4 separate regions of the Homo sapiens genome follow, and all the other regions are linked to region 1. Evidence: chromatin contacts called from ENCODE Hi-C or POLR2A ChIA-PET data. All regions are on one chromosome and are shown on one strand. The core of a region is the stretch at or near the end of the contact, and the rest is flanking DNA. Distances in the headings are between cores, read along the strand shown. Region 1 holds the start of MALAT1 (metastasis associated lung adenocarcinoma transcript 1). Region 2 holds the start of MAJIN (membrane anchored junction protein). Region 3 holds the start of SF3B2 (splicing factor 3b subunit 2). Region 4 holds the start of PACS1 (phosphofurin acidic cluster sorting protein 1).

The links. Hi-C counts contacts between places; a loop is a spot of excess contacts on that map. ChIA-PET counts read pairs that join two places held with the same protein, here RNA polymerase II (POLR2A). Pooled maps may share reads with other maps.
Region 2: POLR2A ChIA-PET joins it to region 1 with 10 read pairs in CD4-positive, alpha-beta T cell. The contact joins the promoter of MAJIN here to the promoter of MALAT1 in region 1. POLR2A ChIA-PET finds 5 or more read pairs at or near these places in 2 of 52 experiments (CD4-positive, alpha-beta T cell and Panc1).
Region 3: a loop to region 1 is called in a pooled map, with 4 times the contacts of the local background. The contact joins the promoter of SF3B2 here to the promoter of MALAT1 in region 1. A Hi-C loop is called at or near these places in 1 of 50 pooled maps. POLR2A ChIA-PET finds 5 or more read pairs at or near these places in 2 of 52 experiments (WTC11 and activated CD4-positive, alpha-beta T cell).
Region 4: a pooled map shows a loop between it and region 1 (4-fold over the local background). The contact joins the promoter of PACS1 here to the promoter of MALAT1 in region 1. A Hi-C loop is called at or near these places in 1 of 50 pooled maps. POLR2A ChIA-PET finds 5 or more read pairs at or near these places in 3 of 52 experiments (CD4-positive, alpha-beta T cell, T-cell and WTC11).

Annotation. Positions count from the first base shown.
Region 1 is chr11:65,496,127-65,502,149 of GRCh38, forward strand. It overlaps MALAT1 (metastasis associated lung adenocarcinoma transcript 1), which reads left to right and starts at 2,919. Exons shown (of 1, transcript NR_002819.5): 1 at 2,919-6,023. It also overlaps TALAM1. RefSeq lists enhancers at 911-2,110, 1,680-1,919, 1,980-2,049, 2,610-2,679, 2,730-2,809 and 3 more, a cis regulatory region at 1,371-1,386 and a silencer at 1,580-1,639.
Region 2 is chr11:64,967,405-64,973,548 of GRCh38, forward strand. MAJIN (membrane anchored junction protein) reads right to left here and starts at 4,704. Exons shown (of 11, transcript NM_001037225.3): 1 at 4,473-4,704.
Region 3 is chr11:66,049,749-66,055,992 of GRCh38, forward strand. It overlaps SF3B2 (splicing factor 3b subunit 2), which reads left to right and starts at 2,616. Exons shown (of 22, transcript NM_006842.3): 1 at 2,616-2,769; 2 at 2,925-2,971; 3 at 3,279-3,356; 4 at 5,328-5,567; 5 at 5,787-5,837. The coding sequence starts at 2,637. SNORD13F (small nucleolar RNA, C/D box 13F) reads left to right here and starts at 3,396; the gene lies at 3,396-3,480. RefSeq lists enhancers at 1,614-2,165, 1,984-2,033, 2,654-2,823 and a silencer at 2,234-2,443.
Region 4 is chr11:66,065,551-66,071,677 of GRCh38, forward strand. PACS1 (phosphofurin acidic cluster sorting protein 1) reads left to right here and starts at 4,722. Exons shown (of 24, transcript NM_018026.4): 1 at 4,722-5,292. The coding sequence starts at 4,937. It overlaps SF3B2 (splicing factor 3b subunit 2), which reads left to right. Exons shown (of 22, transcript NM_006842.3): 20 at 2,396-2,495; 21 at 2,598-2,783; 22 at 3,124-3,758. The coding sequence ends at 3,195. RefSeq lists an enhancer at 2,575-2,734 and silencers at 4,282-4,901, 4,912-4,961, 5,112-5,241, 5,252-5,401, 5,462-5,666 and 1 more.

The sequences.
Region 1 (6,023 bases), core at 1,669-4,168:
AATTGCTTGAACCAGGGAGGCGGAGGTTACGGTGAGCCGAGATCCCGCCACTGCACTCCAGCCTCAGCGATAGAGTGAGACTTCGTCTCAAAAAAAAAAAAAAAGAAACATTCTGTAATCTGTCAAGGTAATGGAAATTAATGCAGTGACACTGACAATAATTTAAAGCATTTTAGGGCTCTTAACGTTCATCTCACTCGCTCTAGAGTGAAGGAGAGAGCAGAGAGTACAGAGCAGGTCCTAGGTCCTCCCCCAGATATAGAAAAACCGCAGTTGGAGAGACTGACAGAAGTGCTGGAGAGGAAGGGAGGCAGCAGGACGTGGAAAATCTGGGATTCAAGAACAGCTTCTGCTATTAATTAGCTGTGTGTCATTTCAGGCAAATCACAAAATCTCCAGGCCCCCAAATCCCCATTTGCGAAACGAGGTGACCTGCCTCAGTTTTCCTTCATCCAGCGATAAAATTCTACTAAAAAATTTCCAACCCCAGAGCAAGCATCAGGACTGTGCCTGAAGGGATCCGGCTGCATCTCAGTAATATTCCACTCTTACAGGCTTAAAAATAAAAAAGAAAAGAAAAGAAAACAAGAACAGTTTCACCAGCGTCAATTGAGAACAGCTGCTTCAACAGGCCCTGCTTTATGTGGGCAGGTGGGGACAGGGAGTTGGCCCAGAAAACAGGACCCTCATTTCCTGGAGCCCCCAGGGCAGCTCCCCAACACCGTACACAACCTGCATCATTTACAGGAGCCAAAGGAGTTTTAGAAATCAACTTCATAGAGTTGCTGTATCATTGTGTTAGTTTTGCCATCCTAACCTATACAGCGTCACTAATCTCTCCCCTCGGAGTTGACTGCCTAAAAACAAGCCATGGATACAGGTTCCAAAGACCCGGGGGTGAGGGAGCGGAGAGGGTGGGTGTCACCACCCCGTCCAGCTCCAAGCTTTGTGTGCCCTGGAACTCTCCATTTTAGGTCATTGCTTCAGTTTCTTTTCTAAAAAATTAGGCTGCTGCAAGGTCAGCCTGAGACCACTTCTGCCCCGAGAATTCTAGACTAGTAAGACCTGGTGACATACAAACGACGAAGATATTTTACAATAATGCCATGGCCCTTGATAGCTACACGAGGTTTGTGTTCTGATTTTAAATTAATGGATGACGTCGAGACTATATGGAGGAAATGACAAAGGACAGGAGAGAGGTGGGAAAGGAAGACCTAGACTGAAAATGGAAGTTGGGCAGCAGCTCCACGAAAGAAAGACCAGCCCCCAAGTGCAGTGACAGCGCAGAGTAGCGACCGAGAAGTTCCCAGGCCAGCTGCCACCCCGCCCCCATGCCATTCCCCAGAACAGGCACAGGCGTTAGGGCGGGGCGCGCGTGCGCAGTCACGCGCTGCGCCAACCGCCACAGCTCCGGGAAGGCGGCCAGGACCGGCTAGAGCCGGTTAGAACCAGTGGCGCCCGCCCACGAGCCAGCGCCTCACAAAGGGAGGGCGGCTCACGGCCCTCGCGTATCCCTGCGCGGCGCTCGCGAGCCGCCCCTCCCCCGGCGTTTGTCCCTGACGCAGCCCCACCGGTTGCGCAGTCCCTCCCCGCCCCCGCTCTCCCCTCCGCAGCCTGCAGCCCGAGACTTCTGTAAAGGACTGGGGCCCCGCAACTGGCCTCTCCTGCCCTCTTAAGCGCAGCGCCATTTTAGCAACGCAGAAGCCCGGCGCCGGGAAGCCTCAGCTCGCCTGAAGGCAGGTCCCCTCTGACGCCTCCGGGAGCCCAGGTTTCCCAGAGTCCTTGGGACGCAGCGACGAGTTGTGCTGCTATCTTAGCTGTCCTTATAGGCTGGCCATTCCAGGTGGTGGTATTTAGATAAAACCACTCAAACTCTGCAGTTTGGTCTTGGGGTTTGGAGGAAAGCTTTTATTTTTCTTCCTGCTCCGGTTCAGAAGGTCTGAAGCTCATACCTAACCAGGCATAACACAGAATCTGCAAAACAAAAACCCCTAAAAAAGCAGACCCAGAGCAGTGTAAACACTTCTGGGTGTGTCCCTGACTGGCTGCCCAAGGTCTCTGTGTCTTCGGAGACAAAGCCATTCGCTTAGTTGGTCTACTTTAAAAGGCCACTTGAACTCGCTTTCCATGGCGATTTGCCTTGTGAGCACTTTCAGGAGAGCCTGGAAGCTGAAAAACGGTAGAAAAATTTCCGTGCGGGCCGTGGGGGGCTGGCGGCAACTGGGGGGCCGCAGATCAGAGTGGGCCACTGGCAGCCAACGGCCCCCGGGGCTCAGGCGGGGAGCAGCTCTGTGGTGTGGGATTGAGGCGTTTTCCAAGAGTGGGTTTTCACGTTTCTAAGATTTCCCAAGCAGACAGCCCGTGCTGCTCCGATTTCTCGAACAAAAAAGCAAAACGTGTGGCTGTCTTGGGAGCAAGTCGCAGGACTGCAAGCAGTTGGGGGAGAAAGTCCGCCATTTTGCCACTTCTCAACCGTCCCTGCAAGGCTGGGGCTCAGTTGCGTAATGGAAAGTAAAGCCCTGAACTATCACACTTTAATCTTCCTTCAAAAGGTGGTAAACTATACCTACTGTCCCTCAAGAGAACACAAGAAGTGCTTTAAGAGGTATTTTAAAAGTTCCGGGGGTTTTGTGAGGTGTTTGATGACCCGTTTAAAATATGATTTCCATGTTTCTTTTGTCTAAAGTTTGCAGCTCAAATCTTTCCACACGCTAGTAATTTAAGTATTTCTGCATGTGTAGTTTGCATTCAAGTTCCATAAGCTGTTAAGAAAAATCTAGAAAAGTAAAACTAGAACCTATTTTTAACCGAAGAACTACTTTTTGCCTCCCTCACAAAGGCGGCGGAAGGTGATCGAATTCCGGTGATGCGAGTTGTTCTCCGTCTATAAATACGCCTCGCCCGAGCTGTGCGGTAGGCATTGAGGCAGCCAGCGCAGGGGCTTCTGCTGAGGGGGCAGGCGGAGCTTGAGGAAACCGCAGATAAGTTTTTTTCTCTTTGAAAGATAGAGATTAATACAACTACTTAAAAAATATAGTCAATAGGTTACTAAGATATTGCTTAGCGTTAAGTTTTTAACGTAATTTTAATAGCTTAAGATTTTAAGAGAAAATATGAAGACTTAGAAGAGTAGCATGAGGAAGGAAAAGATAAAAGGTTTCTAAAACATGACGGAGGTTGAGATGAAGCTTCTTCATGGAGTAAAAAATGTATTTAAAAGAAAATTGAGAGAAAGGACTACAGAGCCCCGAATTAATACCAATAGAAGGGCAATGCTTTTAGATTAAAATGAAGGTGACTTAAACAGCTTAAAGTTTAGTTTAAAAGTTGTAGGTGATTAAAATAATTTGAAGGCGATCTTTTAAAAAGAGATTAAACCGAAGGTGATTAAAAGACCTTGAAATCCATGACGCAGGGAGAATTGCGTCATTTAAAGCCTAGTTAACGCATTTACTAAACGCAGACGAAAATGGAAAGATTAATTGGGAGTGGTAGGATGAAACAATTTGGAGAAGATAGAAGTTTGAAGTGGAAAACTGGAAGACAGAAGTACGGGAAGGCGAAGAAAAGAATAGAGAAGATAGGGAAATTAGAAGATAAAAACATACTTTTAGAAGAAAAAAGATAAATTTAAACCTGAAAAGTAGGAAGCAGAAGAAAAAAGACAAGCTAGGAAACAAAAAGCTAAGGGCAAAATGTACAAACTTAGAAGAAAATTGGAAGATAGAAACAAGATAGAAAATGAAAATATTGTCAAGAGTTTCAGATAGAAAATGAAAAACAAGCTAAGACAAGTATTGGAGAAGTATAGAAGATAGAAAAATATAAAGCCAAAAATTGGATAAAATAGCACTGAAAAAATGAGGAAATTATTGGTAACCAATTTATTTTAAAAGCCCATCAATTTAATTTCTGGTGGTGCAGAAGTTAGAAGGTAAAGCTTGAGAAGATGAGGGTGTTTACGTAGACCAGAACCAATTTAGAAGAATACTTGAAGCTAGAAGGGGAAGTTGGTTAAAAATCACATCAAAAAGCTACTAAAAGGACTGGTGTAATTTAAAAAAAACTAAGGCAGAAGGCTTTTGGAAGAGTTAGAAGAATTTGGAAGGCCTTAAATATAGTAGCTTAGTTTGAAAAATGTGAAGGACTTTCGTAACGGAAGTAATTCAAGATCAAGAGTAATTACCAACTTAATGTTTTTGCATTGGACTTTGAGTTAAGATTATTTTTTAAATCCTGAGGACTAGCATTAATTGACAGCTGACCCAGGTGCTACACAGAAGTGGATTCAGTGAATCTAGGAAGACAGCAGCAGACAGGATTCCAGGAACCAGTGTTTGATGAAGCTAGGACTGAGGAGCAAGCGAGCAAGCAGCAGTTCGTGGTGAAGATAGGAAAAGAGTCCAGGAGCCAGTGCGATTTGGTGAAGGAAGCTAGGAAGAAGGAAGGAGCGCTAACGATTTGGTGGTGAAGCTAGGAAAAAGGATTCCAGGAAGGAGCGAGTGCAATTTGGTGATGAAGGTAGCAGGCGGCTTGGCTTGGCAACCACACGGAGGAGGCGAGCAGGCGTTGTGCGTAGAGGATCCTAGACCAGCATGCCAGTGTGCCAAGGCCACAGGGAAAGCGAGTGGTTGGTAAAAATCCGTGAGGTCGGCAATATGTTGTTTTTCTGGAACTTACTTATGGTAACCTTTTATTTATTTTCTAATATAATGGGGGAGTTTCGTACTGAGGTGTAAAGGGATTTATATGGGGACGTAGGCCGATTTCCGGGTGTTGTAGGTTTCTCTTTTTCAGGCTTATACTCATGAATCTTGTCTGAAGCTTTTGAGGGCAGACTGCCAAGTCCTGGAGAAATAGTAGATGGCAAGTTTGTGGGTTTTTTTTTTTTACACGAATTTGAGGAAAACCAAATGAATTTGATAGCCAAATTGAGACAATTTCAGCAAATCTGTAAGCAGTTTGTATGTTTAGTTGGGGTAATGAAGTATTTCAGTTTTGTGAATAGATGACCTGTTTTTACTTCCTCACCCTGAATTCGTTTTGTAAATGTAGAGTTTGGATGTGTAACTGAGGCGGGGGGGAGTTTTCAGTATTTTTTTTTGTGGGGGTGGGGGCAAAATATGTTTTCAGTTCTTTTTCCCTTAGGTCTGTCTAGAATCCTAAAGGCAAATGACTCAAGGTGTAACAGAAAACAAGAAAATCCAATATCAGGATAATCAGACCACCACAGGTTTACAGTTTATAGAAACTAGAGCAGTTCTCACGTTGAGGTCTGTGGAAGAGATGTCCATTGGAGAAATGGCTGGTAGTTACTCTTTTTTCCCCCCACCCCCTTAATCAGACTTTAAAAGTGCTTAACCCCTTAAACTTGTTATTTTTTACTTGAAGCATTTTGGGATGGTCTTAACAGGGAAGAGAGAGGGTGGGGGAGAAAATGTTTTTTTCTAAGATTTTCCACAGATGCTATAGTACTATTGACAAACTGGGTTAGAGAAGGAGTGTACCGCTGTGCTGTTGGCACGAACACCTTCAGGGACTGGAGCTGCTTTTATCCTTGGAAGAGTATTCCCAGTTGAAGCTGAAAAGTACAGCACAGTGCAGCTTTGGTTCATATTCAGTCATCTCAGGAGAACTTCAGAAGAGCTTGAGTAGGCCAAATGTTGAAGTTAAGTTTTCCAATAATGTGACTTCTTAAAAGTTTTATTAAAGGGGAGGGGCAAATATTGGCAATTAGTTGGCAGTGGCCTGTTACGGTTGGGATTGGTGGGGTGGGTTTAGGTAATTGTTTAGTTTATGATTGCAGATAAACTCATGCCAGAGAACTTAAAGTCTTAGAATGGAAAAAGTAAAGAAATATCAACTTCCAAGTTGGCAAGTAACTCCCAATGATTTAGTTTTTTTCCCCCCAGTTTGAATTGGGAAGCTGGGGGAAGTTAAATATGAGCCACTGGGTGTACCAGTGCATTAATTTGGGCAAGGAAAGTGTCATAATTTGATACTGTATCTGTTTTCCTTCA
Region 2 (6,144 bases), core at 3,454-5,953, 530 kb before region 1:
TCAAAAAAGAAAAAGAAAAAAGAAAAAGAAAAAGAAAAGAAAAGGAAAAAGAAACAAAGTGCTGGTTTCCCCGTAACATGTCAGGGAAGCCCATTCTAAGTAAGTGACTAATTTCTAAAGGAAGAATATGAGCTAGTGAGGCACAAATGGAGAATGGATGGTGGGTCTGGGGTGGGTAGAGGAAATAGCAGGTACAAGAGTACTCAGTTGAGAAAAAGCATGGCACTTTCAAAAGAGAGAAGTACAGTAACCCGAACACAGTGGGCAAGAAAGACAATGCTACAAGGTGAGACTATACAGATAAGTGAGTCAGTCAGCACATATCTGAGACCCTACAGTGTATCAGGCACTGTTCTGGGCACTAATATGGTAAGTAACAAGAGAGACATGATCCCTCGTCTTTAAGGGCTTACATTTCAGGAGGTGTGGAGAGCAACATTCAACATATAAATAAATAAACAAATATAAATTGAGGTACTCTAAATAGCATCAAGAAAATAATATGTGGTTTTATTTAGGATGACTAGAAGGCTGCTTTAGCTAGTATGGCCAGTGATGGCCTTTCAGAATAAATCACAACTGACTTGAGGCCTTCATGGAAAGGAGCAACGATCACGGGGAAAAGCATTCCAAGCAGAAAAATCAGCAAGTGCAGATGTCTGTGATGAGTTTAATGGACAGAAAGGTCAATGTGGCTAGAACATTGAGAATGAAGAGAGAGAGGAGGGAGATGAAGATGGAGTGTTAGGCAGGGACCAGATCGTGTAAGGCTTGTAGGCCATTGTAAAAAGTCCAGATTTTATGCCAAGGATTTTATAAAGGGGAGATAACTGATTTGATATATGCTTTATAAATATCTAAATATCTATTCTAATTTTATTTTAGAGACAGGATTTCTCTCTGGCGCCCAGGCTGGAGTATAGCGACACAATCACAGCTCAGGGCAGCCTCAACCTCCCAGGCTCAAGCAATCCTCCCACCTCAGCCTCCCAAGTAGCTGGGACTACAGGTGCCCACCACTATACCCAGCTAATTTTTGCAGAGATGGGGTTTCACTATGTTGCCCATGCTGGTCTCGAACTCCGGAGCTCAAGTGATCTGCCCACCTCGGCTTCCCTAAATGCTGGGATTACAAGCATGAGCCATCAGGCCAGGCATGGTGGCTCACGCCTGTAATCCCAGCACTTTGGGAGGCTGAGGCGGGCGGATCATGAGGTCAGGAGATCGAGACCATCCTGTGAATGGTGAAACCCCATCTCTACTAAAAATAAAAAAAAATTAGCTGGGCGTGGTGGCGGGTGCCTGTAGTCCCAGCTACTCAGGAGGCTGAGGTGGGAGAATGGCACGAACCCAGGAGGTGGAGCTCGCAGTGAGCCGAGATCGCACCACTACACTCCAGCCTGGGCCACAGAGCGAGACTCTGTCTCAAAAAAAAAAAAAACAAGAATGAGCCACCAAGCTTGGTCCAAAATATCTAAATATCTGGTGACTGAAAGGAAGATGAACTGTAAGGGGACAGGAGGAGAAATAGGGAGACCAGTTAAGAAGCTTCTGTAGTCGTCCAGGAGAAAGATGCTGCTGATTTGGACTTGGGATTTTAGAAATTAATAAATAGTTAGATTTGAGATATACTTTAGACTAACTAACGGACTAGATGTGGGAATCAAGGATGGCTCTCAGATTTTTTTGCCTTTGCAATTAGGTAGACAATGGTACATACTCTACTGAGATGGGGAATAATTCTAGGGAAAGAGATTTGGGGTGGGAGGGAGCAGTGAAAATTAGTAGTTGTGTTTTAAGTCTAAGAGGCCTATGAGACATCCAAGTGGATATACCGAGGAGGCAGTCTCCTAGTGTGTAAGGGACAGAAATCAGAACGGAAATATACATTTGAGTCACCAGTGTTTAGATGGTATGTGAAACTACTGGAATAGATGATGAGATCATCCAGGAAGAAATTATAGAGAAGGGATGAGGGCCTTCCTTATAAGCCAGGTTACAGATTGTGGAATCTGTTGTCAGAGCAATCAGAAGGCACTGAAGGGTATAATAAAAAAAAAAAACGACATGACCAGATGGCTGTGACTTAAAAAAAAAAAAAAATCCCTCCTGGCTGCAATGTGGGAAACAACCCGGAACAAGAACAGATGAAAGGAGACCAGCTAGGAGCCTCCTGCGGCTCAAGGCAGAAGCTGACAGTAGCCAGGTCTACAGTGATAAAAGTGAAGATGACAAAAGGTGAACTGATTTGGAAGATGGTACTCAGGAAGCTGAGGCAGGCAAGACTCTGTCTTTTTTTTTTTTGAGACGGAGTCTTACTCTGTTGCCCAGGCTGGAGTGCAGTGGTGCGATCTTGGCTCACTGCAACCTCTGCCTCCCGGGTTCAAGCGATTCTCCTCCCTCAGTAATGACCTGGTGACTTGATAAGGTGAGGGAGAGCGATGACTCCTGGTTGCTTGAGCAACTAACTGAAGAGGTAAAAGCACCATTTTCTGAAAACAGGAGCCTTGGAAAGTAAATTTTTGAAGGCAAGATGTTGAGTCTGTATCTGGAGATGCTGAAGTTTGAGATGCCAATGAGATAGCCAAAGAGAGATTCTAGATAAGACTGCTGGAAACTGGCTTCCTACCTGCAGATACATACATGAAGGAACTAGAGTTCAAAAAAGTGAAGGATGGGCCAGGCGCAGTGACACTTGCCTGTAATCCCAGCACTTTGGGAGGCCAAAGTGGGTGGATCACCTGAGGTCAGGAGTTCGAGACCAGCTTGGCCAACATGGTGAAACCCCATCTCTACTAAAAATACAAAATTAGCCAGGTGTGGTGGCAGACACCTGTAATCCCAGCTACTTGAGAGGCTGAGGCAGGAGCATCGCTTGAACCCAGCAGGCAGAGGTTGCAGTGAGCCCAAATCTCACCATTGCACTCCAGCCTGGGGGACAAGAGCAAGACTCCGTCTTTTTTTTTTTTTTTTTTTTTTTGAGACGGAGTCTTGTTCTGTTGCCCAGGCTGGAGTGCAATGGTGCGATCTTGGCTCACTGCAACCTCCACCTCCTGGGTTCAAGCGATTCTCCTGCCTCAGCCTCCCAAGTAGCTGGGACTACAGGAGCCTGCCACCACACCCGGCTGATCTTTGTATTTTTAGTAGAGACCAGGTTTCACCATGTTGGCCAGGATAATCTCCATCTCCTGACCTTGTGATCCACCTGCCTCAGCCTCCCAAAGTGCTGGGATTACAGGCATGAGCCACCGTGCCTGGCCCACACTGTCTTAAAAAAAAGAAAAAAAGAAGAAAGAAAAAGAAAAGGATGTTCGGCAAAGTATACCTGCTGGCATCTTTCTGCCCACTTGCCCAGATGCCAAGATTCAATCAAGGCTCTGGGGAGTGGCACAGAGATCTCAGTGCCATGACTCATATTTACTTGCAAGGTGCAATCGGGCATTTGAAAGCCAGAAACTCATTCAAATCAAGACATGATGTGACAGGAAATGTTTCAGTGGAAAAAATCTTGTTTTCATGGCAACAGCTAGGCTGGGGTTGGAGGGTGGGTATAGACCAGAGGAGCACTTTAGTTCCTGGGGAAAGTCTGTGGTAAGAAGGTGGGGTGTGGCCGGGCAAAGCGGCTCACACCTGTAATCCCAGCACTTTGGGATGCCGAGGCGGGTGGATATCCTGAAATCAGGAGTTCGAGATCAGTCTGGCCAACATGGTGAAACCGTCTCTACTAAAAACACCAAAATTAGCCGGGTATGGTGGCGGGCACCTGCAATCCCAGCACTCTGGGAGGCAGAGGCGGGTGGATCACTTGAGGTCAGGAGTTCAAGACCAGCCTGGCCAACATGGTGAAACCCCATCTCTACAAAAATACAAAAATTAGCCAGGAGTGGCGGCGCATGCCTGTAATCCCAGCTACTCAGGAGGCTGAGGCAGGAGAATCGCTTGAACCCAGGAGGCGGAGGTTGCAGTGAGTCAATATCGCCCCCACTGAACTCCAGCCTGGGCGACAGAGCGAGACCCCGCCTCAAAAAAAAAAAAAAAAAAAAGGACGGAGGAAGTTGCGGGGGGGCGGGGAAGGAGGAGGAGGAGGAGGGTGAAGCGCTGGGTGTGGAGTGGGGAAAGGGCAGTCTCTGGAGTCGGCGGACGACAGCAGGGTCCCCGTACTGTGTGCCGGTCACTCGCCCGAAGGAGGGGACAGAGGCCTGGAGCCCCCCGGTCTACCTCGCACGCTCCCGGCCTGCGACCCGCGCTCCGGTCCCGCGGCCTCCCCGTGGGAGCCCTGCAGTGGCACGGCCTGCACCCTGGGCGAGCTTGCTGGGTGTCCCGAGAGCCCGGCGCTGAGAAAGGGACCTCAGGGGGCAGGGGGGACTGCACTTCGGCGGCGGAGGGTGGAGCCCGGCCCGGAAACTTCCCTCAGAAATAAACAGAAACGCAAAGACAACTTCCCGAGGGCCCGGGCCGTCGTGTGCCGTTACCTCAGCCCCAGGTGGTTCCCAGGCTCGGCCAGGCTATGTCTCACACACTGACTAGGGGTCCTTCGGCCTCAGAAAAGTGGCCCCGGACGGAATACCCACTAAGAAGTGCTCTCTGAAAAAGGCGGGCGCCAACCTCGAACGAAGTCGTTTTGAGGGACTGGCTCGCCAGCTCCTAAGCAACTTCGGGGCTCGTGCCGCGCACCCACCAGGCCTTCTGCGCACGCGCAAGTGCGCTTCCCACCGCCCCTTCGGGCGCAGCTCCAAGGCCTGGCCGCGGTCTGCGCGTGCGCATTTCATTGTCGACACCGAGAGGACGCCTTGGCGCCTTCAGGTCCCTCCTGGATTTACCAGCCCATTGTTTATTTCGCGCCTGCTTTAGCGTGGTGTCGTCGGGAACTAGCGACTGCAGAGTCCTTACTGTGTGCTAGGCGTTATGCAGGGTACCTTCCTTTATTCCTCGGCGATATGCTCTGCGGCAGGCATTAATGCCCCAAATTTAGGATCGCTTGAGCTCAGGAGGCCGAGGCTGCAGTGAGCCGAGATCGCGCCACTGCACTCCAGCCGGGGCGACCAAGCGAGACCTGTTACACACACATACACACACACACACGCACTCCCACTTTTTTTCCTTAAATCTTATTTTTAAAAGTAGAGACAGGGCCGGGCGCGGTGGCTCATGCCTGTAATTCCAGCACTTTGGGAGGCCAAGGTGGGTGGATAACCTAAGGTCAGGAGTTTGAGACCAACCTGGCCAATGTGGTGAAACCCCATCTCTATTTTGTAAAAATACAAGCTTAGCCAGGCGCGGTGGCTCACTCCTGTAATCCCAGCACTTTGGGAGGCCGAGGAGGGCAGATCACGAGGTCAGGAGATCCAGACCATCCTGGCTAACACGGTGAAACCCCGTCTCTACTAAAAATAACAAAAAATACAAAAAACTAGCCGTGGTGGCGGGCGCCTGTAGTCCCAGCTACTCAGGAGGCTGAGGCAGGAGAATGGCGTGAACTCGGTAGGCGGAGCTTGCAGTGAGCCGAGTTTGCGAGATTGCGCCACTGGACTCTAGCCTGGGCGACAGAGCAAGACTCCGTCTCAAACAAAACAAAGCAAAAACAAGATTAGCCAGGCACGGTGGGGCACACCTGTAATCCCTGCAACTCGGGAGGCTGAAGCACAAGAATCTCTTGAACCCGGGAGGCAGAGCTTGCAGTGAGCTGAGATCACACCATTGCACTCCAGCCTGGGCAACAAGAGCAAAACTCCGTCTCAAAAAAGAAAAAAAAATCGGGGGGAGTGGGGGCCTGGGCGCGGTGGCTCACATCTGTAATCCCAGCACTTTGGGAGGCCAAGGCAGGCAAATCACGAGGTCAGGAGTTCAAGACCAGCCTGGGCAACATGGTGAAACTACGTCTCTACTAAAAATACGAAAATTAGAGTTGGGCATGGTGGCCACGTGCCTGTAATCCCAGCTACTCTGGAGGCTGAGGCAGGAGAATTGCTTGAACCTGGGAGGCAGAGGTTGCAGTGAGCTGAGATCACTCCAGTGCACTCCAGCCTGGGCTACAGAGTGAGGCTCCATCTCAAAAAAAAAAAAAGAAAGAAAGAAACTGCGAAGCAGTTTTCCAGAGTGGCTGTACCATTCTGCACTCCCGTCAGCAGAGTGTGAGAATTGCTC
Region 3 (6,244 bases), core at 1,366-3,865, 550 kb after region 1:
AGGCTGGGACCCCTGCCTAGGCACCTGCCACCAGGCATCAAAGAACCCAAGTTCAATCCTGGTTTGCTCTTAAATCCCAGAGTCAAGAGGCAACTCCCTAAGCCCTATTGCTTCCAGCTGTAAAATGGGAAGCTGTTCTGAGGTAGCAGAGATAATACACACGAAGGCTCCATGTGAACTTCTTAGTCCTCAGCTCCCATCACCTGGGAGCTGGGCAGCAGCACCTCCCAAAGCCATGCCAGACATCAAGAGCCCTACACTGAGTTCTGTGGCTGGCCTGCACACCTGCTTTCTATTTTGCTCTGGGCCTGGTAAAGCAAGGATCCTGGAGCTGGGTAGCCACCCAAAGGTGGGACTGGAAGGGGCTGGATACGCCCTTCTAGGCCCACATAGGAAATAGTGTGAGGGTCCTTGTTATGGTTGAGGAGGAGGAAATAGGGACTCTCAGAGTCAGAAGGACTGCTGGTGGCCCCAGTTTGGCCTCTTGGGCATGTCACCTTCTCTGCCCATCAATCTTCCGCTGTGTACAATATCGTGGGGGAGGAGGATCTTGAGACCTTGCCTCCTTCCCAGGGCTGTTATAAAATGAGACTCCAGGCCGGGTGCAGTGGCTCACGCCTGTAATCCCAGCACTTTGGGAGGCTGAGGCGGGCGGATCACGAGGTCAGGAGATCGAGACCATCCTGGCTAACGCGGTGAAACCCCGTCTCTACTAAAAAAAATACAAATAAATTAGCTGGGCGTGGTGGCGGGCGCCTGTAGTCGCAGCTACTCGGGAGGCTGAGGCAGGAGAATGGCGTGAACCCAGGAGGCGGAGCTTGCAGTGAGCGCAGATAGAGCCACTGCACTCCAGCCTGGGCAACTGAGACTCTGTCTCAAAAAAAAAAAAAAATAAATAAATAAATAAAAAATAAATAAATAAAATGAGACTCCATCAGCCTTTAGTTTATCCTGCCTCAGAGACCCCGCCCCCTTCCCTAGCACCTACACATGCCTTGGGGCCCTCAGCCTCAGATGACCTGCCCTGGGCTCTCCAGTTACAGGGAGCAGAAGAGCCTTCCTTTGGGCTAGAAAGGTTCTGCCTGAGTGGGCTGACAAGCTGGAGGGAAGGGCGCTGTTTTTCTGTCTTCGTTACTGTCCTTTCCGGGTTTGGCTTCTCCTCTGGGAGTGTGGCTGCAGGAGCCTCCCATAGTGATATTGATGGAAAGGGGAAAGGTCAAGGTTTGGGTAGGAGGAAGAGGACTTCCCACCCAGTGCTAGGATGTGAGCCAACCTTTCTCAACCCAGTCCTTTTCCCTGTCTCTCCCAAACCTCACCTTCCCCCGACCTGGTGCCCCATTCTTTTTTTTTCCCTGTTCCCAGCTTCTTCTCCACTGGGGGCAGTTGGCAAAATGGAGCTGGAGAAAAGATCTGAAGGGGATGTGTAGGGGGAAAATGAGACCATTTCACTTGAGTCTCCCCACTCCCTTTCTCAACACACATAAAAAACACACACAGGCTAGCTGTTGGTGAGAGGGCAGAGCTAGTGGCAGAGGTGGGGAGAGAAACTGAATTGATGGTGTGGGACAGGGAGAGGTGGATGCTAGGCAGGCAAGAATCCCTGCCAGTCTCTGCCTCTGTCTCCAAAGGCCAAGGGGAGTTGGGGTGGGGAGTGGGAGGCAAGGTGGGGCCCCCAGTGCAGGTGCGGCTGAGGGAAAAGGGCCTGAGTTTATTTTTGAGACTAAAAAAGACACAAATGCTTTCACCAGAAACATTGTTCCTTTTTTTCCAGTAATCATTTATTGGGCGCCTCTTGAACGCCAGGCGATGCGAGACTGAAAATGATCAAGTCCCTGCTCACATTTTTGGGATAGAGGTAGGAAGAAAGGGCAAGAAAGACTTAACAAACGGTGGAGATTCGAACGTATTATGGGAGCTCTAAGAAAGGAAAGGAAAGCGGGAGGAGGCTTAGTGGAGAAGACGACATTTGAGCCGGCCTGGAAGGTGGAAAAGGGGGCTTTAGAGTCGCCCTTCCCCCAGGTCGGCAGCTGGAGCTCAGCCCGGGCAGGCCTGCTGCTCTCCCGGCTTGGATCCCCTTTCAGCCCATTCATCCGGGCCTGGGCCGGGGGTGGGCGGGCAGACAATCAGACACTGTTTTATCCCAGGCATCGGCTCCAGCCTCCCGCTTGGCGCCCGCAACGCGGGGCCGCCGGGGAAATGAGTCTCTCGGGACTCCCTGGGAGCGTAAGCGTTCGAGGATCTGACCGGAGGGCCGGGCCGGAAAGCTTGAGAGCCTTCGCTCCCGCAGGTGAGGCGCAGAAAACACTCCCTCGGGGAAGTGCCAGCCCTCCTCGCAGCCCCGCCCTCCGGCCCGCCGCCGGCCTTCGGGGCCGTAGCGGCGCGCAGGGCCCGCAGAGACCGAGACCTGCGCACTACAACTCCCAGGAGGCCTCGCGACCAGACCGCCGAGGGGCCACTAGAGAAAGGTGCGTCTGCGGCGAATCCCGTCGCCCAGCGCACGGCAGCGGGTGTGCCTGAGTGCGCGTCGCCTCCCAACCAGAGAGGACGTGGCATACGGCGCCACCGGAAGTTCCGGCAAGTGGGCCCTGAGGCTGGCCCCAGCTTCCGGGTTGGTCGCGCGCCTTCCTGCGGCTAAGATGGCGACGGAGCATCCCGAGCCTCCCAAAGCAGAATTGCAGCTGCCGCCGCCGCCACCTCCAGGCCACTATGGCGCCTGGGCTGCCCAGGAGCTTCAGGCCAAGTTGGCAGAGATCGGAGCTCCGATCCAGGGTGAGGAACACAGGAAGTCGAGGGGCCTTTACGGGCCTGCGGAGAAGCGGAGCCTGGTTACCCGGGAGACTCGGGTGCGAGGGGCGGAGGCAGGCCGCTGGGGCCTGACCTGGCCGGGCTGGCCTGCCCCATTGATCGTGTACTTTGCCCTGCAGGTAATCGCGAGGAGCTGGTGGAGCGGCTGCAGAGCTACACCCGCCAGGTAGGTGTTGGCGGCGGGACGTCAGGATAGGCCGAGCTTCTCCAGGAGACCTTATATACCCCATCACGGCTCGGTCTTCATTCTTTCTTTATCTCGGCACAGCAAGGCGGAGGCTTGCCCTTTTTAGCTTGTTCTTGCCTTTGCCAGCTTAGTTGTAATTTCTTGTATCCATCTTGGTCCTCTTCAGTGCCCAGCCAGAGCGCTGGCAGACAGGCACTGGGTACGTTTTGTTGAATGAATTGGGAGCGAACGTCGTTTAGTGAAACAGCTAGTTTTGGACTGACCTAGAGTCCTTTCTCTTTTGCAGACTGGCATCGTGCTGAATCGGCCGGTTTTGAGAGGGGAAGATGGGGACAAAGCCGCTCCACCTCCCATGTCGGCACAGGTAGGGAGATTCTTCTGTTTTTTAAGATTCCATCTGCTGATCCTTTTGTAGTTCATGAGCATGATGATTGGGTGTTCACGTGCATGTGTGAGATGTGACACCCTTGCACATTACTCGCCTGACCTGAGTGGGGAAAAAAAAAGATTCCATATGTTCAGGGTAGCCCTTCCTCTCACTTGCAGTTGTTGGGCAGGGAGGTACTGCCATGACAGAATTGTGAGCTCTTCAGTTCTCTCTTTGATGCTGACACTTGCCTCCTTTTCCACTGTCTGCTTCTCCAAAAGCAGCTTGTGGCCGGGTGCAGTGGCGCATGCCTGTAATCCCACCACTTCGGGATGCTTAGATGGGACGATCGCTTGAAGCCAGGAGTTCGAGACCAGCCTGGGCAACATAGTGAGACTCTGTTACTACAAAAAATTTTAAAAATTAGCTGGGCACGGTGGCACGCGCCTATAAAGTCCCTATAAAGAGGCTCAAGGATTGCTGGAGCCCTGGGGTTGGAGGCTGCAGTGAGCTCTGGTTGCGCCACTGTACTCCATGTACTCCATCCTGGGTGACAGAATGAGACTTTGCTTCTTTAAAAAAAAAAGGGGGGAGGTGATGGGGGAGGGGCTGGGAGAGTGTCAGAAAAAATAGCTAATGCATGCCAGGCTTAATACTTAGGCAGTGGGTTGATAGGTGCAGCAAACCACCATAGCACACATTTACCTATGTAACAAACCTGCGCATACTGCACATGTACCCGAAAACTTACAATAAAATAAAATTAAACCAAAAAATAGGAAAAAAAAAAAAGAGGCAGGGCGTGGTGGCTCATGTCTGTAATCCCAGCACTTTGAGAGGCCAAGGCAGGTGGATCGCCTGCGGTCAGGAGTTTGAAACTAGCCTGGCCAACATGGCGAAACTCTCTCTACTAAAAATACAAAAATTAGCTGGGCGTGGTAGCACATGTCTGTAATCCCAGCTACTTGGGAGGCTGAGGCAGGAGAATCACTTGAACCCTGGAGGTGGACGGTGCAGTGAGCCAAGATCAAGCCCCTGCACTCCAGCCTGGGCAATAGAGCGAGACTGTCTCAAAAAAAAAAAAAAGAGGCAGGGCATGGTGGCTCATGCCTGTAATCCCAGCACTTTGGGAGGCTGAGGTGGGCGATCACTTGAGGTCACGAGTTCAAGACCAACCTGGCCAACATGGTGAAACCTTGTCTCTACTAAAAATATAAAAATTAGCCGGGCATGGTGGCAGGTGCCTGTAATCCCAGCTACTTGGGAGGCTGAGGCACGAGAATTGCTTGAACCTGGAAAGCGGAGGTTGCAGTGAGCTGAGATTGCGCCATTGCACTCCAGCCTGGGTGACAGAGCGAGACTCTTGTCTCAAAAAAAAAAAAAAAATACAGCTTGAATACAAGGAAGACTGACTTGTCCTTACCCAGCTGGAAGCAATCACCCTTTTCTTTGCCTGCCCCAGGCACAGTTCCCATGTTCTTTTGTGTGACATCGAGGGCTCCCTGATTTGATTTCACACCCCTTGCGTTTAGTAGTCATTGGGGTTTGCATTGCCCAGATACAGTGGTTCCTGTTTATGTAAGTCCTCTCAATTTCCATGTTCCTTCTGATCCAGGATTTGCCTCATTTTCTCTAAAGCAGTGGCTCTGACCTGGCATCTACTGATCTCTGTGTGTAGGATGAGGAGTCCCTAGATGGCCTCAGAGGCGTCTTTGAGTCTCCTAGAATTGTATGCAGAATCTATATTCAGGATATCTTTTTGGAGAGAGTGGATAGCTTCCTTTGGTTGGTGCCAGAAGTTAACATTCTCATATCTTTATAGAGCTGTGGAGCATTCTCTCTTATGGAGTGGTAACTATGTATCATTTGACTTAGAATTCCAGCTCCTGACTCAAAGTAGATCCCCCAGATATTTGCAGAATGAGTAGATAAATGCTTCCTAGTTTTATGATCATATTTTCTCCACAGCTCCCTGGAATTCCCATGCCACCACCACCTTTGGGACTCCCCCCTCTGCAGCCTCCTCCGCCACCCCCACCACCTCCACCAGGCCTTGGCCTTGGCTTTCCTATGGCCCACCCACCAAATTTGGGGCCCCCGCCTCCTCTCCGTGTGGGTGAGCCAGTGGCACTGTCAGAGGAGGAGCGGCTGAAGTTGGCTCAGCAGCAGGCGGCATTGCTGATGCAGCAGGAGGAGCGTGCCAAGCAGGTAGGGCAGGTGGCAGCCCTGGCCTTGGACTCATTAGGTCCCTGAAGGGGCAGTGGAGCCTTAGAGAAAGCTGGGTCCTAGAACTAAGGCTTCTGGGAAGGTCGGGACTAAAGATTGGAACATGGGCCCTTGACTGGAAGAGGATCTCAAGAAGCAAGAGTTGTGGCAGATTGGCGTGTTGGGTATTGGTGCTGGTATGAACTTGTTTTCTTTTTTAAGCAGGGAGATCATTCGCTGAAGGAACATGAGCTCTTGGAGCAGCAGAAGCGGGTAATACCCCTCCCCCTAACCTTTGACCTCGTGGTCCAGTCAGTTGGCTGTCATTTATAGTGCTTAGAGTGCACCATTCAAGTTTTCCCTGGAGGCTACTTTGTTCTCAACTAAGTTCTAGTATCTTCCAAAGCTTTCAATTTTTCTTGAAGTTCAGGAATTGACAAACTATGACCTGTGGCCTGCATGTGTATGGCCTATGAGCTAAAAATAACTTTAAAATTTTTTAAGGGTTATAAGAAAACCCAAACCAAAAATATGTACCAGAGTCTGTACAGCAACCCATAAAGCCTAAAATATTTACCTTCTGACCTATTATAAAAAGAGCCTGCTGACCTCTGCTCGCCTTACATGACATCATTCTAGATAGGACTCTGGGTAATTGAGTTATTTGTATTGGATTTAGA
Region 4 (6,127 bases), core at 3,472-5,971, 570 kb after region 1:
TTCTCTGTTCCCTTCTCTTTCCTTTGGGAACTCAAATTATTCCTCTATTAATGAAATAATAAATGAAAAAATAAATGAAGAGCTCACTGATGCTCTTCATTTTTAAAGAAATTCTTCTCTCTTTGTATTTCACTTTAGAAAATTTCTATTGCTATATGTTCAAGTTTACTATTATTTTCTTCTGTAATTTCTGATCTAACAGTAATCCCATACAATATAATTCTCCTTTCTAGAAGTTTGATTTCGGGTCTTTTAAATCTATTCTTTCTCTCTTAACTTTTTGAACATGTGGAATGCAGTTATAACAATATTTTATTTTTATGTTATTTTATTTTATTTTATGACGGAGTCTTGCCCTGTTGCCTAGGCTGGAGTGCAGTGGCGTGATCTCGGCTTACTGCAACCTCTGCCACCCAGGTTCCAGCAATTCTTGTGCCGCAGCCTCCCAAGTAGCTGGGACTATAGGCGTGCGCCACCCCACCCAGCTAATTTTTTTGTATTTTTAGTAGAGACAGGGTTTTACCATGTTGACCAGGCTGTTCTTGAACTCCTAACCTCAGGTGATCTGCCTGCCTCGGCCTCCCAAAGTGCTGGGATTACAGGCATGAGCCACCACACCTGGCTATAACAACATTTTAATGTATTGTCTGCTAACTCTAACATCTGTGCCATTTCTGGGTTGACTGCCATTAGTTGATTCATTTTCCTCATTATGGATTGTATTTTCCTACTCTTTTGCACGCCTGGTAATTTTTTTTTCTTTTCCTTTCTTTTTTTGAGAGAGGTTCTCACTGTGTTGCCCAGGCTGGTCTTGAACTTCTGGGCTCAAGCAATCATCCTGCCTCAGCTTCCCAAAGTGCTGGGATTACAGGTGTGAGCCATCAGGCCTGTCCAGTGCCTGGTAATTTTTTATTGAATGCTAGGCTTTGTGAAATTTACCTTGTTGGGTCCAAGATATTTTTGTATTCCTGTACATTTTCTTCAGCTCATTCGGGAATATAGTTATATGGAGATAGTTTGATCCTTTCAGGTCTTGTTTTGGGGTTCTTGAGGCAGGACTGAAGCAGTCCTCCCCATTGTGAGGCACAAGTACCTGTGTACTCTACCCACCACCCTGTGAATCAGGAGGTTTTTCCGGCTGGCTAGTGGGAGTTACTCTATTCCCAGTTCTGAGTGAGCAGCAGTTGCTGTTATGAATCCTTTTGGGTGCTTCTTTCCCTGTCCTTGGTAGGCATGTGCTGCTTAGTACTCCCCTGCATACTTGAGGACCTTCTGTAGGTCTCGAGTTCTCTCTCTGCTCTTTTCTCCAGTACTCTATCCTGTGAACTCTAGCTGCCTTGATCTCCCTGGACTTTCAGTTTCATCCTCCCAACTCACGGAGTCCTCAGGGCTCTCCATGAGTCTCCCCTCTGTTCTGTGGCCTGCAAACTCTCAGGTGTGGTATGCTGGGGCAGTTGAAGGGCTCATCACATTTGTTTCCTGTCTCGCAGGAATCACTGTGCTTTGTTGCCCCATGTGTAGTGTCTTGAAAACCACTGTTTCATATATTTTGCCCATTTTTTTTGGTTGTTTCAGGCAGGAGGGTGTATCTGGTTCCTCTTGCTCCTTGTCAGGAAGCAGAAGTCTCAAGCTTTGCATATTCAAGGAAGAAAAATAAAGAAGGGTACTGTGGACAGAGTATAGTGAGGAGGGCTTGGGTAAGGGACCAGGCTATGAACCCTTTAGGTCATGGTAAGGAGTTTGGATTTTATTCAGATAATGATCAGAAGCCTCAGAGGGTTTTGAGCAAAGGTCTGACAGGACCCGACATCCGTTTTAAGGTATTTTCTCTGGCTCCTGTGTGGACAATAGATTGTCACCTCTTCCAGCGGGAGAGGTGGAGATGATGGGCATAGTCTGGGGTGATAGTGGTAGATTTGCTCTTGTTCCTAGTGTAATCCTTGAAATTAGTGGTGAAACTGGCTGTGGATGGCTCTTGCGTTGGAAGGCCTGGAAGTGTGAATTACATACATGAGAACTCCAGGCATGACATTCTTCGGGTGGGAACTGTTGTCGCCTGCTCTATCTTGCCAGCTTCTCTGTACCAAAGTTCTTTTGGAAACTTTGAGCCTCTCTGACCTTTTGACCCTTATGTGCATGTGGGAGTCCTGGTCTGTGATCCCTTGACTTGATTCAGGGGGCCCCTTAGCTCCATCTGTGTTCCCTGGAGTCAGCACTGTGCCACCCCCCCGCCCAATTCTTTTCTGTCATGGGCAGAACTGCAGAGGCTGCATCCTTGGGGAGCTCAGAAGCTCTCCAAGGCGCTGAGTGGAGGTGCCACCTGTATCTTTTGTTTCCGCTTCTGGAGACCCTTTTGTCCCTTGCTTTTTGGGCCTGATCCCATTGTCCTTCGCAGAAGTGAGACACCTCAGCTCTTCACTGTGTTGCCAGAGAAGAGAACAGCCACTGTTGGAGGGGCCATGATGGGATCAACCCACATTTATGACATGTCCACGGTGAGTACTTGGAGGATACTGCTTTTGGAGGCTGAGAAAGGCAGCAGAAGCTAGGGCTTCTCTGACTCTTTGGAGATGACCAGGCCCTGATCTCCTTTCCAGGTTATGAGCCGGAAGGGCCCGGCTCCTGAGCTGCAAGGTGTGGAAGTGGCGCTGGCGCCTGAAGAGTTGGAGCTGGATCCTATGGCCATGACCCAGAAGTATGAGGAGCATGTGCGGGAGCAGCAGGCTCAAGTAGAGAAGGAGGACTTCAGTGACATGGTGGCTGAGCACGCTGCCAAACAGAAGGTAGGCGCTTCCAGGGGCGCTGGGCTGGGTGAGAGCCAGGGACCCTGGCCTGCCGTTTTCAGTGGCATGGTGCCCTCTAGTGGTGAGAGTGAGGGTGGCCTCTGCTTGCTGCTCTGTGCTTCCTTAGATTTGGAAGTCTTAGAAATCCTCCAGTGGGCTGCCCTCTTTAAGGACGATGAGGGGGAGGAACTCAGCCAAGTCTGAGAGGGAGCTCGAAGAGAATTCAGATTCAGCGCCTTTCCCACAGACTTCTATGTCTATGTCAGGCTGCCCACCCTTGTTTTGGGGGTCCGGGGGTGGTTCAACCTGTCTTAACCTGTGTCTCTTTCTCCCTATACAGCAAAAAAAACGGAAAGCTCAGCCCCAGGACAGCCGTGGGGGCAGCAAGAAATATAAGGAGTTCAAGTTTTAGGTCCCCTCACACTAGCCCTTTTTTTGGCCCTACGTCTGGATGCCTGGGCTTCACACAAGAACCACCTCTCCCGCAGTTCCCAAGGACTTGTCATTTCATGTTCTTATTTTAGACCTGTTTTGTAAATAAAGCTGTTTCCCAAGGAAAGAGATGAATATTTAACACTCCTGAGCCTCCCTCATCTCCTTTTAGCCCCTTCTTGCAAAAGGACTAAAATAGTCTCTTTCTACAATCACTGGGCTGCCCCAGTAACCACGAACATAAACTGGGATTAGACGGCGCATTTGACTGGTGGTGACGCCAACCCCAGGCTGAAATCTGTGTTTCACCACTGCCCTGCTTTGTAGGAAGGCTTGGGGGAAGTACCTCTAGGTCTGGTTTGACCTTACTACTTTGTCCTTGGGGAGTAAAAATAGCCAGATTAGCGCCCTAGCGCGGCAGAGGAAGTAACAGTGGGCTTGGGAAGTAGGCCAGGGCAGGCCTTCCCAACTGACCTTGTGACCAGAAGTTCAAGTCCTTACCTGTGCGACAACATAGCTCAAAAGCTAAATTGTCTTGAGTCCATATGAACCCTTGGGTTCAAGCAACACTAGTCGCTGGGGTTTGGGATTTGTATGTGGGATGGGGGGACTTACTTTCTCCAGGTTGTAATCTGGTCCTGAGCAGCCTTTCTGACAGACTAGAGCAGGCTGGATCACTGGCTCCCATGGGCATTTGCCAGCCTGTGGGGAGGGTAGTCATGCGCTGCTGTTGTACTACTGTTGGTGTTTAAGTGCACCAGTGGAGGCGCTCACTTGCCGGAGGGTTCAAGATGGTCTCGGGGTTGTGGGGGGCATGATCCAGATAGGACGTGGCAGCTGAGCTAGGCCTTAGGAGGAATGGAATTTTAGAAATTTGGTAAGCAACAAAGCACTGGCACTCTAAAGAGGCATTTGGGGGGTAGGGAAAGAAGAGGAAGGTTGGCTCCAGATGGGCCCCGGGGTAGCTTGAGAATTCACTTATGCGAAGAACCTTCTGGACTCCAGGTCCCTGAGCCCCCGCTTGCCCTCGGGGCGGGAACTTCCCGGATCACAGGCACCCGCGGTGGCAGCGGGCCCCGGGTCTCCGCCGACCTCTCTGTTTGCCGGGGCCGCAGGGCAGGGCTAGGTCGGCAGGCGGAGAGCCGGCTTCCCCGGGCAGACCCCCACCGCTGGGGGCGGGTTCCGCATTGGCTCCGAAGACCCGAGGGGCCGAGGCGCGCTCCCGCGGCGGCCCCCTCCCTGCAGGGACCGAATCCCGGAAAAGCCGGGTTTCCGCTGGCGGGGCCGCGGCCGGCCGTGGGCGGGGAGGGGAGGAGCGGGGGCAGACTGGCAGCGGATTTGAGGGCAGGACCCGTGGGCGCGCGCTGGCCACAGACCACCCCTTCTACTCCGCGGGAGCGAGGGGCGCGCGTGGCTGCACGCAGGGCGCGAGCGCGCCCGGCCCGGCCCCTCCGCGCTGGGTGGGGCCGCGCGGGCCGGGCTCCCCGCCCCCTCCCGGACACGCCCACCCGTGTCGGCCTCGCGAGCCGCAACAGGCAGCGGCGGTCGAGCGCGAGGCCCGCGCGCCCAGAGGCCCCGCGCGTGCGTGCAGCTCGCTGGCTGCTCGCGCTCGGGCAGGCGGGCTGAGGAGGCTGCCGCGCCCCCGCCGCCGCCGCCGCGGGGGAAGCCTGGGAGCCAGATCGGCGTCGCCTCGGCCTCCGTAACCCCCGCCTAGCCGGGCCATGGCGGAACGCGGAGGGGCGGGCGGTGGTCCCGGAGGCGCCGGGGGCGGCAGCGGCCAGCGGGGATCCGGGGTCGCCCAGTCCCCTCAGCAGCCGCCGCCGCAGCAGCAGCAGCAGCAGCCGCCGCAGCAGCCGACGCCCCCCAAGCTGGCCCAGGCCACCTCGTCGTCCTCGTCCACCTCGGCGGCGGCTGCCTCCTCCTCGTCCTCGTCTACCTCCACCTCCATGGCCGTGGCGGTGGCCTCGGGCTCCGCGCCTCCCGGTGGCCCGGGGCCAGGCCGCACCCCCGCCCCGGTGCAGATGAACCTGTACGCCACCTGGGAGGTGGACCGGAGCTCGTCCAGCTGCGTGCCTAGGTGAGCGCGGGAGGGTGCGGCGGGGCGCCGGGGGAGCGGGGTGGCCGCCGGGGCCCAGCCCTCCCCGCCCCAGCGCCCATGGGGTCCCCGCCCTCCATCTCCCCGACTGTCCCGCGGCCCGGCCTGGCTCCAGCCAGGCCTCCCGGGACTCCTGCCACGGGGACCCGCCCTCTCCTGGCAGCCCCACCTTCTGCCTGGGGCCGGGACCACCCTTCTGTCCTCCCCGAGGGACCTTCTGGCCTCGGCCCCGGGCTTTCTCCGATTGGGCTGACCGAATCCGGCCTTCCTGGCAGTCAGTTTCCCTGAGTAAGTCACTCTCCTGCCTCGCCGGCGCCGGGAGCTGTACATACATGGATGTGGTATAGATCTCTTGATATTATTATTTCCCAATAGACTCAGCATGTGCCAAACTCGATTGTCACCTCTTGCAGGTAAAGCTCATATAATCACCCTAGGGGCTTCTCATTAGCCTTCGGCACACATGTTCATTTGAACTTCATATTACACACGTTCTGTCCCAAGCGCTAGGCTCTTAGTTTTGGGGCCCTATTTAATGTGTCCTCAAGTGTATTTTTACCTCCCCTCCCCCACTAAAACTGGTCCCAGAATCTCCCAGCTCTGCAGGGCTGTATGAAATTACTGCCTTGTTCCTAAATTCAATCCATTGCTCTCTGTCTGTTGGAACCATCTGGGGACTTTCCTTCCATTGGCAAAATAGGCCTGAGTTTGGGAATATTTTCTGTTTTTGTATTGGCAAGGCAGTCTGTCTCCAACTCTGGGGACAGGGTGCTGTGTCTTACAGTTTGCCACTTGAATAAGACGGTGTGTGGAGCTG